Linked DNA regions of Mus musculus: region 2 is linked to region 1. The links are chromatin loops, found by intact Hi-C in ENCODE. Cell type or tissue: heart. All regions are shown on one strand. Links, peaks and the distances in the headings refer to the core of each region. The heading gives the core; the rest is flanking DNA.

Evidence for each region. Hi-C counts contacts between places; a loop is a spot of excess contacts. Peaks named below come from ENCODE experiments on the same cell type or tissue, not always from the same donor. Only the 100,000 strongest peaks of a DNase experiment are listed, where the experiment ranks them.
Region 2: it touches region 1 in a loop (6-fold over the local background); 25 of 42 quality-filtered maps call a loop at or near these places.

What each region holds. Positions count from the first base shown.
Region 1 is chrX:77,506,938-77,515,233 of GRCm38, reverse strand. Tbl1x (transducin (beta)-like 1 X-linked) reads right to left here and starts at 4,007. Exons shown (of 16, transcript NM_020601.2): 1 at 3,965-4,007. In heart, for the core only: CTCF peaks have their summits at 4,113 and 4,313; DNase peaks (open chromatin) are centred at 3,463, 4,403, 5,143 and 5,883; H3K4me3 peaks cover 4,220 bases; H3K27ac peaks cover 3,300 bases.
Region 2 is chrX:77,633,721-77,642,016 of GRCm38, reverse strand. It overlaps Tbl1x (transducin (beta)-like 1 X-linked), which reads right to left. Exons shown (of 16, transcript NM_020601.2): 3 at 510-623. The coding sequence starts at 567. Gm52447 (a long non-coding RNA gene) reads left to right here. Exons shown (of 3, transcript XR_003953113.1): 2 at 3,831-3,891. Among named protein-coding and RNA genes, the nearest start is that of Gm52447, 4.5 kb to the left of the region's middle. In heart, for the core only: a CTCF peak has its summit at 3,725 (motif pointing right); no DNase peak of the experiment used is centred there.

The DNA.
Region 1 (8,296 bases), core at 1,686-6,685:
TGATCTGCCTTCCAAGATGATGAGAAAGAAATAACTAATACTGATTGACAGATCCCTATCAAAATTTAATGGAAATCTGAGGGGTGGGAAAGGGGAATGGAATTTATAGATCTCTTGTTTCAAGTGCGAAAATCCACACTAGATAGGCAAGAATGTGGAGAAAGACCAAGTTTAAGAGCTGGGCTTTGGGACTCACATGCCTGTCCCTCCCCTATGTATGTATGAGTGCATTACTTGCCCTCTGTTAAGAATCAGTTTCCAAGCCGGTCGTGGTGGCGCAGGCCTTTAATCCCAGCACTCTGGAGGCAGAGACAGAGGCAGAGGCAGAGGCAGGCAGATTTCTGAGTTCGAGGGCAGCCTAGTCTACAAAGTGAGTTCCAGAACAGCCAGGGCTATACAGAGAAACCCTGTCTCAAAAAACCAAAATCAAAAAAAAAAATCAGTTTCCTTGGCTAAAGAATGGACACAGCGATTGTAATCCATATCAGAAAGGCCTATAAAGTCCTCATCTTAATGTGGTGTATCCAGTAAGGGATTTGGTGCCTAATTTGACACCCAAAACCCACAAGATGGAAAAAGAGAAATGACTCCTATACCTTGTCCTGACTTCTACGTGTGCAAGCACATACAAATAAATAAATCAAATGTAAAAAATTAAAATCTTCATTACAGGACATTCTGGTAAAGTGAAGTTTGTTTCTTTATTTGCATAATAAAATGCAAAGTTTTTGCTTGGTTTCTTTCTAGAATGGGGATCGAACCAAAGGCCTCAGGCACGATAGCTAAGACAACCTCTCTGTGCAACCAAACTGTGCCTGTTACTAACCTTTCTCTCTACCTTCTCTCAACGCTGAAATGACATCTACAAATGGGGACTGAACTCAGGGCTGGCCTCTTTTGCTAAGCCCTGATTGCTAGGCAACTGAGCTACATCATTAGCCCCTCCTTTTGATTTTTGCAAATGCATAAAATGATGCTCAAAAAAATTACAGAATTCCATGGTCCAGCAACTGGTCAAGTAGGTGGGCTTTTTCATAGTATCCTCTTGTTTCCAAACATTTGGAATGGACACAGCAGCTTGGATGCTCTAAGTAACCAGTTTCTCAGTTATGGTTCCCAGTAAACGCCCTCACAAGGTAGATTCACCATGTGACCATAACAATAAAAAACATAGAGCCTCTGATTAGTGTTCAAAGCCGAGCAGTGGTGGCGCACGCCTTTAATCCCAGAACTTGGGAGGCAGAGGCAGGTGGATTCTGAGTTCGAGGCCAGCCTGGTCTACAGAGTTAGTTCCAGGACAGCCAGGGCTACACAGAGAAACCCTGTCTCGAAAAAAAAAAAAGTGGTGTTCAAGGAGATAGCTCAATCAGTACATCGAGGACCTGAATTTAATCCCTGGGAACCCATGTAAAAATGTGAGTGCTACAGTCTGTATCTATGATTCCAACACTGAGGAGGATCCTTGGGGCTTGTCAGTCTAGCCAAATTAGTGAGCTTCAACTTGAATGAGAAAGAAACCCTATCTGAAAAAAATAACATGGATAGATAATTACCAACTAAAGGAAGACATCCCATATCAATTTCTGACATCCACCTCCTTCATACATATACACATGCAACCAGAAACATAAGTGCACAAACACATCTACATATACATGAGAACATTAAAAAACAGGCTTCAGGACCATTTACAATTCCACAGTCCTATATCACACTTCTGGTACCTATACTGTCTACTAAAGCAAACTTAAGTTATAGACATTAATATATAAAACCTGAAGGTGTTTATAATTCTCTGAACTGATCCAATTGTCTTGTTTATTTTTCTATTGCCTTGAAGAAACACCATGACCATAGCAACTTACAGAAGAACCCACTAGTACTTATAGTTTCAGAGGGCTGGTTGGAGTCCATGACTATCCATCGTAACAGGGATTGTGGCAGCAGGTAGGCATGGCACTGGAGCATGAGAGCTTACATCTGATCCGCAAGCACAGGCAGAGAGTGAGCTAACTGGGAATAGTGTGGGCCTTTGAAACCTCAAAAGGATACACATACCTTAAAAGGCCACACTTCTAAACCTTCTCAAAAACATTTCCACCAATTGAGGACCTAGCATTCAAATGGCCTAAGGAGGCCATTCTCATTCAAACCACAATAATCCCGCATCAAAGAAAATTATCATCACCCCAAGGATCCTGGTAGCCCACCCACCATACTAGAAGACAATCAGCTTCCATTCACAGTGTCCCTCAAAGGCCTTGCTTTGGTGTGACTCCCAGGGCCTAGAAAAATAGCAAAACCCAACAGCAAAACCGAGGTAAACTTGAAATGAGTATCTGCCCAATACCATTAAAAGGAGTAAAATATCTTCCTTTTTCTTTTAGTAGTGCTGCCTAAGTGGAATTCTCTGACCCAAGTAAGGACATATCCTGGGGTAAATGAGAGCCTTACACCCCAAATCACCCATGCCTGTCCTACAGGTGTGTGTGTGATTAAAGGCTTGAAAAGCTTTAGGGGGCCATTTTAATAAGTGGATCAAGTGAACTTCGACTTTCATCGTTGTACTAATTACACTGGTGGGTGGTGCCATGAAAATAATCTGCAGCACACTTGGACACGAAATCCCTTTAAAAATAAAAGTGCCATCTACACTCAACACTATTTCATACCTTGATATGTGTCTTTAGAAATGACCAATGGTAAATTTCATAGGCTCACCAAGACCTATTTGCTACCCTAAACCAAGACTGGGGGGGGGGGGGAGTAGGACAAAGCACTCACTCCTCCTCCTGTATTCTTGTGTCCTCTTTTAAGTTAAACCAGGGACTAGCTCAGAGAAAAACACTAGTCAGGTCAAGGCACACACACCAAAGCAGAACAGAAACAAACACTTGCACTAGCAGTATGGCTTAGGTTTTGGTTAGGGGGAGGGGAGCTGTTTTAGGTTTTGCCCCACAACACTTGGTCAGAAAGAAACAAGCCGACCCTAACTGCGGAATTTACAGTGCGGAGGCCTCTGAGAACGCCAGACGCTGGGGGAAAAAAAAAAAGAAAAAGAAAAAAAGAGAGAGAGAGGGAAAAAAAAAAGCCCCAAGCTCCTGATTGCTCACTGGTCACGCACGTGAAGCCCAGGCCCCATCCAGCACCAGCGGGCCTGTAGTCTCCTCCTAAAGTTGTCACAAAACCCGAAGATCACCGACGTTCAAAGGCGCACCCCTCCTACATAAACTCCTGCTCCCAGCACCCTTCTCTACGTAAGGGAAATTCCTAAGACGAGGATGTGGGTGAGTGCAGATCTGGAGAACCCCTCCCCAGCCCCAAAGCAACAGGTTTACACCCTCCCCAGGCCGTACTGGGCGGTCCCTCTCCCTCACCTAGCCAGAGGAGCCGCCCTCCGTCGTTGTCACCCCCCCACACACACCCTGGTCCCCGAGACCAGGCCTGGGAGTAGGTATGGGGAGGGGGCTCCCGGACTTCCCTGACAGTTTGCGCCTCGGAAACTGATCACAAACGGGCCAGCCACTATCCCCCGCGCGCCGCCGCGCGTCCACCGTGTTCCGGGAGCGCCGGCCCGCGCCTCGAGGATGAATGAGGCTCCCCTCCCCCACAAGGGGATCCCGCGCGGCCCCCAAGTCCCAGGGCGACGCGGGTCAGCCCAGCCAACCCCCTCTGGAGCCTCAGACAAAGAGATGCTGGGACGAACTGCAGAGCGTCCCTAAACTTGCCTTTCCCTCTCCCCAAAACAAAGGCGCACCCAGGCCTTTCCCGCCCCCCGCGCGCGCGGCCACTTCGGGGAGCGGCCGCCCCAGAGGTATTGTTCGGCGTGCAGGGAGCGCGCCCAACCTGGGGTTGGGGGGGCACACGGGAACTTGCCCCTCCTGAAGCTTCAGGGCCCGCGATTGGGGTCACCACCGCGCCCCTCGGCCCGAGAAGTTTGAGCCCCTGCCCGGCGTGTACTCACCTCGCCGCGAGCCGTGCAACTTGTGGCCGCGCACTCAGCGTACTGGCGGGTCCACCGTCACCAACCCCGGGCCGCGCGGAGGCCGACGAGGGCCAAGCGCCCCGGAGCAGCCGCGCGCTACCCCTGGCCCGCCACCTAGTCCACGAGAAGAGCTAGCGCTGGAAAGTTTCGGTGGCGAATGGCGGCCGGAGGGCGCTGCAGCGGCGGCGGGGCGGGGGCGCTGGCGGCTTGTCGCTCCCGAGCGTCGAGACTGGGGGGGGCTGGGCTGGGAGCGGCGGCGGCGGGAGAGGGCGGGACGGCGGGAGGGACCGACACGGCCAGTGACCTCCGCTGGGAGCGGACGCGAGCAAGCCTACCCAGGCTGGGAGACGTGCCAAGAGGGTCGACAGCGCGCCGCCCTCCCCAGACACCTGGAAGAGGCTCTCTACAGCCCTGCCCTCCCCCACCGCGTGCCCGCCGGCCCCTCCCCGAGCTCCTTGGGGGGGCAGCGTCCCCACGCGGCAGCCCCTCCCCCCAGTAAGGGCTAGGACGCCAGGCCCGCCCTTCCCCGGACCAAGTCCAGACCCAGCCCCCCGGGGGCAGGGAAAAGACTTACATCTCGGCACAGTTCTTCACCCTAAAGCCTCCCCACCCCCACCTCTCCCCGCCCCAAGCCCAAGGTGGAGGAGGGAAGCCTGAGCATTGCCCTCTGGGCCCCAACCAGGCCCCTACCAGGCTCAGAGAGGAATGAGGGGGGAACAGGGCCCCTACACGGATACTCAATCCCACACCCCTCACGCCAAGGTGGCTCGGGAGGAGGGGGGATGGGAACAAGGGCCACCCTGAAGATTTAAAGAGGGAATGGTAACCCAAGCCACTGAAAGTGTTACCCTCCCCCACCTCAAAAGATGAAGCCGCCCAGCTAGCCTAGAAGGTTCTCGTGTAACACCATCTCCAAGCGCATCTTCTTCAAAATTAACGACATAAAGCATCCCCCTCCCCAGTTGCCTTTACGCCCACCGCAAAAATTGAGGACTCGGGCGCAGCCATGACCTTTGCAAAACACCTCTCGGCCAATAGTCAGAAATGCATAGGGGAGACGCTTTAACACAAGACTAAGGCACAAATAAGCTGGGACTATGGAGGACTATGTTAGGGTACTGGGGCCCTCAAATCTGTAAATCCCCACCCCCAGGCCTGAAACCGCAGGCGCTGGCAAAGTGTTTTCTGTTGCCAAGGCTGGTAAGGCCCAGCCCTGGCGCTTCCTCTCTTCCACATCGGTGACGATTTCCCCCCATACTCCCGCCTTTAATTCAATTAAATAAATATTCGGCCCTCCTCCTCAGCACCTTTGGTGTCTGCCTTGCTGAGTATTTTTAAAATCAATTTGCCCCTCCCTTAGGCTTCTAATGAGCTCGGTGCTAAGCGCCCAGTAACACTCCGCAATTTAAACCCTAACCTCACTTGCTCCTTCCTTGAACACTAGGCATTTGTTGCTCTGGTAGTTGGGGGTGGAGGGGAGAACCTGGGGCGAGTTTTTAAGGGGCCGGTTCTCCATCAAAAAGGCGGACCTCAAATTTACCTTGCAAAATATTTCTACGAAACGTCAAATATGTCAAACGACTGTTGGTACACAGTTATTAGAGCGCATCAATAAAAAATCCACACTTACACAGTCTCCATAATTGTGAATCAGCAGTACACAGGCTTATTAGCTATCAGCTGCCATTCAAGCACCCCCACCCCCAAAGGACTTGGTAGGGCTCCCTTGAGCCTGCCCTTCTTAGCTCTTGGGCTCCTGAGCTTGTGCAGACTGATGCTGAGGTATTATGAAGGGTGCAATCGAAAACCTGAGCCTGCTCGTGATGCAACCCTGGCCCAGTTTACACGTGCTTCCCTTCCCCCACTGCATGCTGGTGGTAGCGCTGCGTTTTTTCCGCCTGTAGGGTCACATTGTGGTTGATTGATTCTCCTTTCGCCTTGCTCAGTCATTCAGATTTGGAAAGTAAATAACAAGTTGACATCATTACAGCTTCAGGCTTTACCCGGTCGCCAGCTCTTTGCTACCGCAGACCCTCGAGTAGCTGCGCAGCAAACCCTAACCACCTAGCTTGCTCAGCTCGGCTTGCCCAAATTAGTGCTTGAAAATTCCAAACTGAAGTTGGTTAAAAGCATTCCTGCATGCATCTGTTACTTGATAAGTGATGATCATCTTTAAAGTATGGGAAATTAGTGGGTAAAAAAAAAATCTCTTCTGCCATTAAGGGAGCATAGTGACCAGGTTTTATTATAGGCTTCCCCTGACTAATAGAGTGGGAGTTTAAATTTTCGACCTTGCCAGCGTGATATATTATAGCAATAATCCCAATTCTTGCTTTTGGACAGTCAAGGACTAGGGATTTGGAGAGATAGCTCATCTTCGTTAAGATCACTTGCTACATAGAATTCAGTTTCAATTTCTAGCACCTACAAGCCAGATCATCTCCACTTGTAACTCTGATTCCAAGAGATACTATGCCCTCTTCTGTCCTCCTAGGGCTCCTGCATACATGTGGGACACATAAATTCTCAAAGGTACACATACAATAAATAAATAACCCTTGTTTTGCTTTGTTTTGGAAAAAAAGAAAGTTGGTAGAGGGTATGGGGAAAGTCCCAAAATTTGGAAGGCTGAGGCAGAATGAGACTAGACTACTTAGCAAGACCCTATCCAAAAAATTAAGTCAAGGGCTTGTAGTAAACAGCCATAGGAACCACCAAAACATTGTAAGACCTAAAGACATAAGAACAGTCCCCCCTGACATTTTTTTCCTGAAATGCTACTACATGAATGGAAAATTAGAGTATTCTATTCATCTGCTTTGGCTGTTTGCTATAGGTGCTGGTGTGGAAGAAAGCATGGAAACAAAGGGGAGGAAAGAGAAATAAGGTCCACTGTGTGTATATGTGTGTGTGTGTCTGTCTGTTTCTCTCTGTCTGTGTGTGTGTGTGTGTGTGTGTGTGTGTGTGTGTGTGTTTTCAGTCTTGGTGAGCACTTTTTGCAAAAAGAAATCAACTTCCTGAATTGCTTTCACTTTGTCCGTGTGTTTCTTTGTGCAGCACTGACACTATTTTCTCAACAGTGATGGTTTGAGAATACCAAAAGCATGAAAGGAAAAAGTGAGTTGGATTTCATTAAAATTATGGAAGTCTGTAAAACATACTGCTTACAATGAAAGAGAAGCTGGAAACAGAGAAAACAGGTGTAAAAACCAGGCCTGATAAAGAATTTTTATTATAGATAGATAGATAGATAGATATAGATACAGATCTTTTTTAAAGGTTTGTTTAGTTTTTAAAGTATGTATCCATGTGTCTCTGCACATGAATGTGAAGCCAGAGGAGGCCAGGAGGGTGTTGGATCCCTGGAGCTGGAGTTATAAGCAGTTGTGAACTGTCCATGTGGGTGTTAGAATAAAACCTCTGCAAGAACAGTACTTGATCTTAAGAGCTGCACCATCTTCTCAGCCCCCAAAGAAGCCTTAAGCTTGCTTTGGTAAAAAATAATTACATTAGCAATAGATAGGAAACAAAAACGGGGCTGGGGGATGACCCATCCAGTAAAGGCTTGAACAGCAAAGAACTGATTCCTGAAACCTCTCATCTGTTGTTCACACTCATGCACATACAAATATATGCAAATAAAAAATTTAATGGAGCTCTCTGGCCTAGTGTGGTGGCACACACCTTTAGTTGCAACACTTCAGAGGCAGAGGCAAACAGATTACTGTTTGTGGTTAACCTGTCTACATAATGAGTTCCAGGCCAGCCTGTAATACACAATGAGACCCAATCTAAAAAAATAAGTAAGTGGATAAATAAATAATGCTCTTTACCATTATATCTTGTGACATAACATAACTATTATACAACAGAAAAGAAATAGAAAGAAATACCAAAAATACCTTTTCTGCTGGGCTCCATGCAGGCTAAACAAGTGCTCTACCAGTGAGTGATAAACCCTAACCCCAAATATATTGCAATATTTATGTATGAGTGTATTTGCATGTTTGTGTGTGAGTGCACATGTGTGTGTGTGTTATATGTAAATGAAACACGGGAACAAAATCATAATAGAAAGGGAGTAGCAGGTATCCTTGAAAACCAAGTACTCTCTGTTTGGTGATGGCATGAGATTCTGGGTGAACAGAAAGGGCCAGAGCCTGAGGCACAGCCATGCAAACAAAGAAAGTCAACGTCATAGTACAAACTGCTGAGCAAAGGAATAGCTGAGGTACTAAGAAGTTAGTGGCACACACCTGCACATGGGCCATGAAGGCAGGATAATCAAGTGTGCAGTGTGCACACACCTGC
Region 2 (8,296 bases), core at 1,851-6,850, 130 kb before region 1:
ATGCCTCTCTCTGTCTTCCAAGTGCTAGCATTAAAGGTGAATGTCATCACACCTGGCTCAACTGCTCTTGACTGATTTCCTGTCATGAGAAGAAAGACCATGCTCTCCCCACACTCCAACGGAGGAATGAAGTGCCTTCCAAACCACTTCTCTGTCCCTTTAACACTCTATTATATAGAGTATTCTTAGGTCTTTTTGATGATCCGATAGTCTGGCTTGTACTGGTGGTCAACTGTTTTGTCCAAAACATATTTAAAATGAACTTCCTCCAGAAAAGAAAGCTGGTTACTGGGGCTGGTGAGATGGCTTAGCGGGTAAGAGCACCAACTGCCCTTCTGAAGGTCCTGAGTTCAAATCCCAGTAACCACATGGTGGCTCACAGCCACCCATAATGAGACCTGATGCCCTCTTCTGGGGTATCTGAAGACAGCTACAGTGCACTTACATATAATAAATAAATAAATAAATAAATCTTAAAAAAAAAAAAGCAAGTAAAGAAAGCTGGTTACCTGATTCCTGGAGGTAGCGATATACCAGAAAGTTCACCTCGTCGCTGGTAATGCTCATCTTAGCCTCACCTTTCGGCGATGAGGTCTTCGTCTCGATCAAGTGTGAGCCACCCTCTGTTAGAAAAACATCAGAAACATTGTTTTGAATATGTTGTATGTATTTGTCTTCTGAATGTGTGTGCATTGCAGTGGGGAGGGGGTGGCGTGTGTGCTAGGGACAGATTCAGGGCCTTATTAGGCCAAGTGCTCTACTACTTTAGCTATACCCCTTTGAGATGATTTAAATACAGTATCACATACTTATTATGGGTTGACCAATTACCATCATATTGTATTATAACTAGACAGATAGATGTATGTGTATATACACATGAACATATAAATATGTGTGTATATGAAAGTTGACACAATCGAGAGTGGCCTGAGAAGAGACTCAATGAAGAACCATCTAGATCAAGCTGGCCTATGGCCATGTCTGAGAAGGAGTATCTTTTTTTTCCAACATATTTTTATTGACTATTTGGAGATTTTGAATCATATACCACTATCACATTCATTTTCTAGTCTTTCCCTGTCCACCCCCCATCCCTGTTACACCCCCAGCCAAAAAAAAATGGAATTTGTATTATCTCTAGATTCAGTAGAGCGTGGTCAAAGCCTCAGTGGCCTGGTCACTAAATGGAGACAAGTGAGTCCTTACCTTCTGGCATCCCTGCCAGAAGTTATCTATTGTGGAGGGCAACACCTCAGCATCCTATCATAGTTTTAAGAGTTCTCCTCATGGCTTCCTGTCTAGGCTATCACTATTGGGGGGGGTTATCTTCTATGCCCTCTTTCTCAACTGCCTCTAGTCATCAATATCTGTCAAAGTGGCTTATTTGTTTAAAAAGACCATGAGGACATAGATTATGGGCTTTGACATGGTTTGTAATATCAACACACCACAAACAGGGTTCCTGGGTTGCAGTAGAGCCATGGACCACAGCCCTGCGATGTAGCTGGGATCACTGACATCAACTCGGCATCCTGCCACAGCATAAACCACAGACCTCAAATTTCTTGATAGTGTTAATTGATAAGAGAAAGCCCAGCCCACTTGATTGGCACGCTGGTGGAGCGGGGTCCTGAGTGGATGAATATAAAAAAAGCAAGCTGAACACATGCACACATTCACATTCTCTTTGGCTCTTTCCTTTGAACTATCTGCTTCAAGTTCTTGTCTTGATTTCTCCTCAATGATGGGCTATATCATGAAATTCTAAGCAAAACAAACCCTTTCTCTCTTAAGCTGGTTGTGTATGTGTGTGTATGTACACACACACACACACACACACACACACACACACACACGCGCGTGTGTGTTTCTATCTTCCAGGCAAAATGTTTTCCCAAAAAGAGAAAAGCTGGCATATATTTTAGGGTCAGGATATGAACCATACCAGGGAAGCCAGATTCAAGGTCAACATAGAGTACAATCAGCTGATTTTGTATTTAGTCAGTGAAACCACAGTGCATTATAATTCAGAATGTGCATGGTAATGGAACCTACACACATGGAACCCTGAACCGACGTGGGCAGATGTGGCTGGATCAGTACTTTACCATACAGAAGACACCTGAGCAGACTGGTAGTGATGTCAAGTCTTCCTTGGAAGAATGACAAGTGTGGTCCTGGGGAAATATGCATCACAGTGTCATCTCTTGGAGAAGTTTAAAGGGGTCTTCACCATAAACTTAAAGGTCACTCTATATACAGGATATGAGAAGCCCCAAGGGTGGTGAACAGGTGTGGGGTCAAGTAGCTACACATGTCACCTTGACATTACTTCTGTGTCAGGGCTCCAAGTAAAGAAAGAGATGCAGGAAACATGGGGGGACAGAGATCTCATGGAAATGACTATGCTACACCAACCAGTTAAGACTGATGAATGAGTGAGAAGAAAATACATTGCATACATGTATAAATCTTTCAAGAAACTAATAAAATACATATATAAAAATGCTTATCTTCCTTTGTTGATACTAATGTATTTGTGCAAACATTGCCACAAAACTATGACCTGCGATTTCTACTTGGTACCTTAGAGGGAAGAAATAGACTCAGTAAATAGCTATAAATTCACATTGAAAGCTAACAAAAATATAACTTAAAGAAGTTAGAAAATGCAAACATATGTGTAGAAAAAAAAAAAAACGGTACCTGAGCATACCAGCAGACTTGGTAAGGCTGAGTAATGTCATAATGATGAAAGTCCTAGCTGCAGTGACAGGCTTACAGTCTCAGGGTTTCTCTACATCCCACACAGCTACAAACATCTGATTTTTCTATCAACAACTTGTTATGGGATGGCAGAAGTCATATTGCATTATTATAGTGACAGAAAGAAAATAATTTGAAAAATGGCCAATCAAAGGAAACAGCAATGCAGAGAGCCACACTGGCCATCTCTAGCCACATACAAGTGGAAATCCAGCTCTCATTTAACACATGACCAATTAGTAGGAGAGCACCCACTTCAGCTTGAAGCTGAGAGTCTCCAAGAAATGTTTGGCAACCCTCCTGGTTACAAATAAAAGGGAGCATTTGTTATGCTCATAGAAATGCTCAGCCCCAAACAGAATAGGGAAGATGTTTCATCTGAGTTTATTTTCTTGCCTGAACTAGTTTTTAATGGAGACACCTTCAAGTAGTTGATGGGAAGTCTTTGAAGTTGGGACTGTACAGGAATGGAAATAATGAAAGTAACTTAATTCTATCTGGAGTTGAAGCCACAACTAAATCAATTCCCCCCTCCCTCCTTCCCTGCTTTTGAAAAAAAAAAAAGTTGATGACATCTCTGAACCTCTTGCACTAGAAATAAGTGTCAACAGAAATAATAATTGGGTTATAGATCTCAAGAAATTAAGAGAACATTATGTCTGCTGTTTTTGTTTTCTTTTTAAGACTTTAAGGTTGCAGAAATTCCCTTTCCTTCACAAAACAGGTCAAGATTCAGTATCCACAGATGGTTAAGTGACTTATTTATTACCGGTTTTCATGTGTGCTTACAGTATCCAATAGCTATTATTCCTGGGGAAACAAGAGGGTTGCTCAAAATCAACAAGATCTAAATTGCTATGCAGTATCTTTAAAAATGGAAACCTGAGGCTTCCCTAGTTCAGAGAGATGGTGCTGCTTTAAGGATACAGAGAACGAATTCATTACTTGCCACAAGAGGGCAGTTTTGTTCTGCAGTGAAGACGATGGTACAAGGTACTCATATTTTAGTGTGGGTAATACATCTGACACGTCATTATATGGCAAAAATTCTCCTTTCACAGCTTGTCCCATGATTCAGAGAACTTTTATGGCCATGACAAGATGCCTGTGTTTCTCAGAGAGGTAAGAAAGTATCTTGTTCCTGCTATTAGCATGCTGTTTTTTATGCTGGAAGAGTCTGAGGTAAAAGAAATTATCTGCTGAGACTCAGGACTCTGTCCTATTTCCATGAGAACCCAAAACAGCCAACCACAGAGGATGAAAAATGGTCTCAATGTACCCCCCTTCCATGAAGAGCAGGAAAGACAAACGTTACATGCATATATGAATACTAAATAAGTTTTCATAAGGTGTCCGTTTCTCTGCTGAATTAGTCTTAGCAGCTCATAAATCCCTGGCTTTTTTTCCATAATAAGGTCTCTAAGTTACATTTATTTTCATTTCATAATTGGTAGCTACCTTAAGACAAAATTCTTTTCATTAATAAGTAGTCAGCCTTGGAAATTTCCTCATGACAACAGACTGATACAGTGACACTTGAGGTCCTCTCTCTGTAAATGTCTTTCCTGTTCTACTATAGATACTCCTTTGTTTGTACATTGGATTAACAATGGGAGAAGGGAAGGAAATACACAAAAAGATGGTCAGTGTGCATTTTATAGTTTGATCCCAATTGTGAAAATATGCAAATAAGTAAAGGCTGGGAAGAAATATAACACAGTGGAATAATATGCAGCCATTAAAACAATACTTAGGAGAAAAATGCCTATGACAGCGTTAGGCAGAAAAACCAGGTGAGGGTTGGGGAGATGGCTCAGTGGGGAAAGTGCCTACTATGTGAACATGAGGACTTCGGGTCAGATTCCCAGTACCTATTTAAAGGATTGGCATGTGGTGTGTAACCTCAGGGCTGTGGCTCAGAGATAGGCAGAGATGGGATTTGATGGTTAGTAGGCCTTTCAAAGGATCAAACTTCAGGTTCAGTGAGACTCAAAGAATAAATGTGGAGAAGCAGTGGAGCACATGACATGGACCTCTGGCTTCCACATGTGCCTGCTTATATGAGCAAACACACCCCTAAACACACATGCATCCTTCACCTCTCATGCACAAATCAGTCAGCAGAAATAGGTGATGTGCGCATGGTACTACATCTTGTTTTGTGTTTTTACACCCTCCTGATCATTCATAACTAGGTCTATATGGACAGTTATGTTGCATTTATATATCTGTGTGTGTTTTTGAACTTTTCACTTTGTATTTTTGTATTGTAAAAATGAACTGGATTACATTTATTAAAATATAATTAAAATCTGGCAAAGACTTAAATACAGGGTTGAGAAAAGAGAGTTTTCTGTTAGAAAAAGAACTCTGGTTTTCAAATGAGATTATTTTCAGCAAAAGGCATGCCAAAGAGGGATGTATTGTGCCTGGCTGCCTTACTGGATTGATTAAAATGTGCCCTCCTAAGGTTTTCCGCTAGACCCCGTGTGCACAGCCATGACAGAAGGTAATGTTACACAAAAGGAATGCAGAAGGCAGACCCAGAAGTAAATATTCTTGGACATGTTTATGTGGTTAAGAGCAGACATCTGCTGTGGAAGTCCACTTCACAGTAGTGAAGGATATGCACAAGCCAAGCAGTAAGACTTTCTTAAAATTTCTCCCCCGAGACTGGTAAATCAGGTGGCTTGGACAATACCAACACACAGGACCAAGCCTATCTAGGAACCAGGCTCAGCTCTAATTGTTGAGGCTTGGCGCCTCCTTTACCTCAGCTTCACTGCCTAAAGTGACACACATTTCAAAATATATCATATCTGGGGACCAAGTATTCAAGTACATGAACCTGTTGGGAGCATTCACATCCTAACCCTGGAAAGCCTCTTTTCTATACCTGTATACACAGGCACTAAGTTTTGTTGATTAAGTGTTTAGCAGTTTAAATTCCACAGTCAAAAGACTGATAACATTTTTGTGGTTTTATTTTATTGCTTGTTTGTTTTTTGAGACAGGGTCTTGTTTATATACACCAGGCTGGCCTTAAACCAATTTCCTATCTCAGCTTCCTGAGTCCTGGGTGAAAGGAGTACATCACTATAGCTAGTTCGAGACTGATAACACTTTGTGTGGTGTTTGTGTAGAGTATGTGTGTAGGCACGTATGTGTGTGCACGTTTGGAAGCCAGAGGTAAGAAATAGATGCTGGTCTCTTGTTCTCTGCCTTAATTTTTGGCGCAGGTTATCTCAGTGAACCTGAAAGTTTCCATTTGGGGTAGACTGGGTGGTCAGTGAGGTTCTAGGATCTACTAGTTTCTCCCCTGCCTCAGCACAAGGTTTACAAGTGAGTACATAACACTATCACATGACCAGAAGACAGAGGAGGGAAGAAGAGAAGCCATTTAGTGAGCTCAGTAGGCCATGCCTCTTAAATATCCACTGCCCAACTGCTTCTAGCACCTGAATCCTTGGGGGCAACACACTAAAATCGTTGTATTGAGTATTCACTGCACCCAATTTTTACTTGGGTATCAGGAATCCACTCAGGTCGCTTATGGTCACACGAGAGGCACTTTTCCATCTGAGCTATCTTCCTGGCCCCAAGACTGATTAATACCTGAAATGTAAAATAAAATAAAAAGGCAATAGCAGCAGTGAGCAGGGTCCCTCAATCTCAGTCCTGATACTAGGTATCATATCAAGGTCCTATCTTGTGGAGCCTGTCTCTGAGAGTCGAGATTTTATCTCCAATTCAAAACAGCTACAACAGATGAGAGAGAAACCACTGTGTTTCACCAGCTTGAGATTAGCAACCCAGCACCTATCACCAGAGTTTATATACATAAACTGATTGGCATTCAGCAAGTTCAAATGGCTTCAACATAGGTTCCCTGACCCACAAGACATAAACCATTAGAAGATGCTTGCTCATCACTATGGACTGAATACAACAGTTTGAGTGTGTCCCCCAAGAAGTGACATGTTGACATGAGTGTGGTAGTAGAAATTTAAAAGGCAAGGTCTCCTGAGGTCACAGACTGGCCCCTACCCCTTCTCTGTGTCCTAGTGTTGTGATGTAATCCCTCTTAGCAGTGCGATGTGATGACAATGAAGAGAGTGAAGCTACAGGGCCCTCATATGAGCCAGACCTACCTATATATGATGTTTGGACTTTCAGGCTCAAAAACTGAGTTAAACAAACTTCTATATTTGAGTAAGTAGCCAGCCTCACACAATTCCTTTAGTAACAAAAAAACCCAGCCTAATTCAATGACACCTCCACCCCAAATCTCTCTGGTCTTTCCTAGTCTAAGGCAGGTTTTTTCATTTCTACAACAGAAAGCAATTGATTTTTACTAGAACAAGACCCACAATATTTCAGTCATTTTTAAATTTACTTTTCTGTAAATCTAAAAAACTGCCTGCTCTGGAAAATGATACCCTGAATACTGGCATGCAAGAGTTTGCATGGACATGGTTTTATTCTTTGGTGTATTTATTTTGAAGTAGAGACTTTTGGCCATATAATAGTTCTAGATCTGGACTAGTGAAGAACTATTAATCCGTTTTAAAGCAGCTACTATATCCATCAATATTTTGGGAGCTTTAATTTTTATTATTTTATGCGTGGGGGTGTTTTGTCTACATGTATGTCTGTGTGCTACATGCATGCCTGGTGTCCACTAGAAGAGACCATCAGATACCCTGAAACTGGAGTTACAGATGCTTGTGAGCTGCCAAGCTCGGGGATGGGAATCAAACCTGAGTCCTTCGGAAGAGCTTTATGTTCTGGAAGTGATATAATAAACATTGTGATATTTTTTAAAAAGTGGGTCAGAGTTACTAAAAGCCATTAAAATGTAGCTGAACATTTAAATATGTGCAAATAAAACAAAGCCCTCAAATCAAAAGGAACAATTATTTACTTCCTTGCTTGTTTATTTACTATTCTGTTACAGTGCTCAGGATGAAACCTGGGGCTACATCCACGATAAGCAGATGCCTTACAGCTGTGCTGTACCCCTAACCACTTCCTAGCATACTTTGGATGTGTATTTCAAGTGATCAGTTGGCACACACACCACTCTCTGCAGTCTGGTAAATCCTGGCCTGTGACTAGATTTATGCAGGGGAATCTGCATGAACTTTCTACAAAATTTCAAAGTTAGTCAGCAAGTCAGTCTGCAGACAGACATAATTCATATTCACAAACTAATGAAGCAGTGAATTCACATGTGGGATACAAATAAAGATACACTCCTGGGTCCCATTCTAGTAAAAGTGGCAGTTTACTTGTAGCTCATGATATTGACAAGAAAGATTTTTGAGTGTTGTCTCCTCACAGTAACACTTGGAGAAGTTTATTTTAGCTCAGCCAAAATCCAAAACTCTTAGAGGGTCATCTAAGGTGAAAAGTAAGTATGAAAGCCCCAGTAGGCTGCTGATGTTCCAGCCTTCCCTCTCTCCTTCAATTTCAGCTGAAGTACCTGCAATTTCTTTATTAAATGTAATTTGGAAACAAGTGCAGA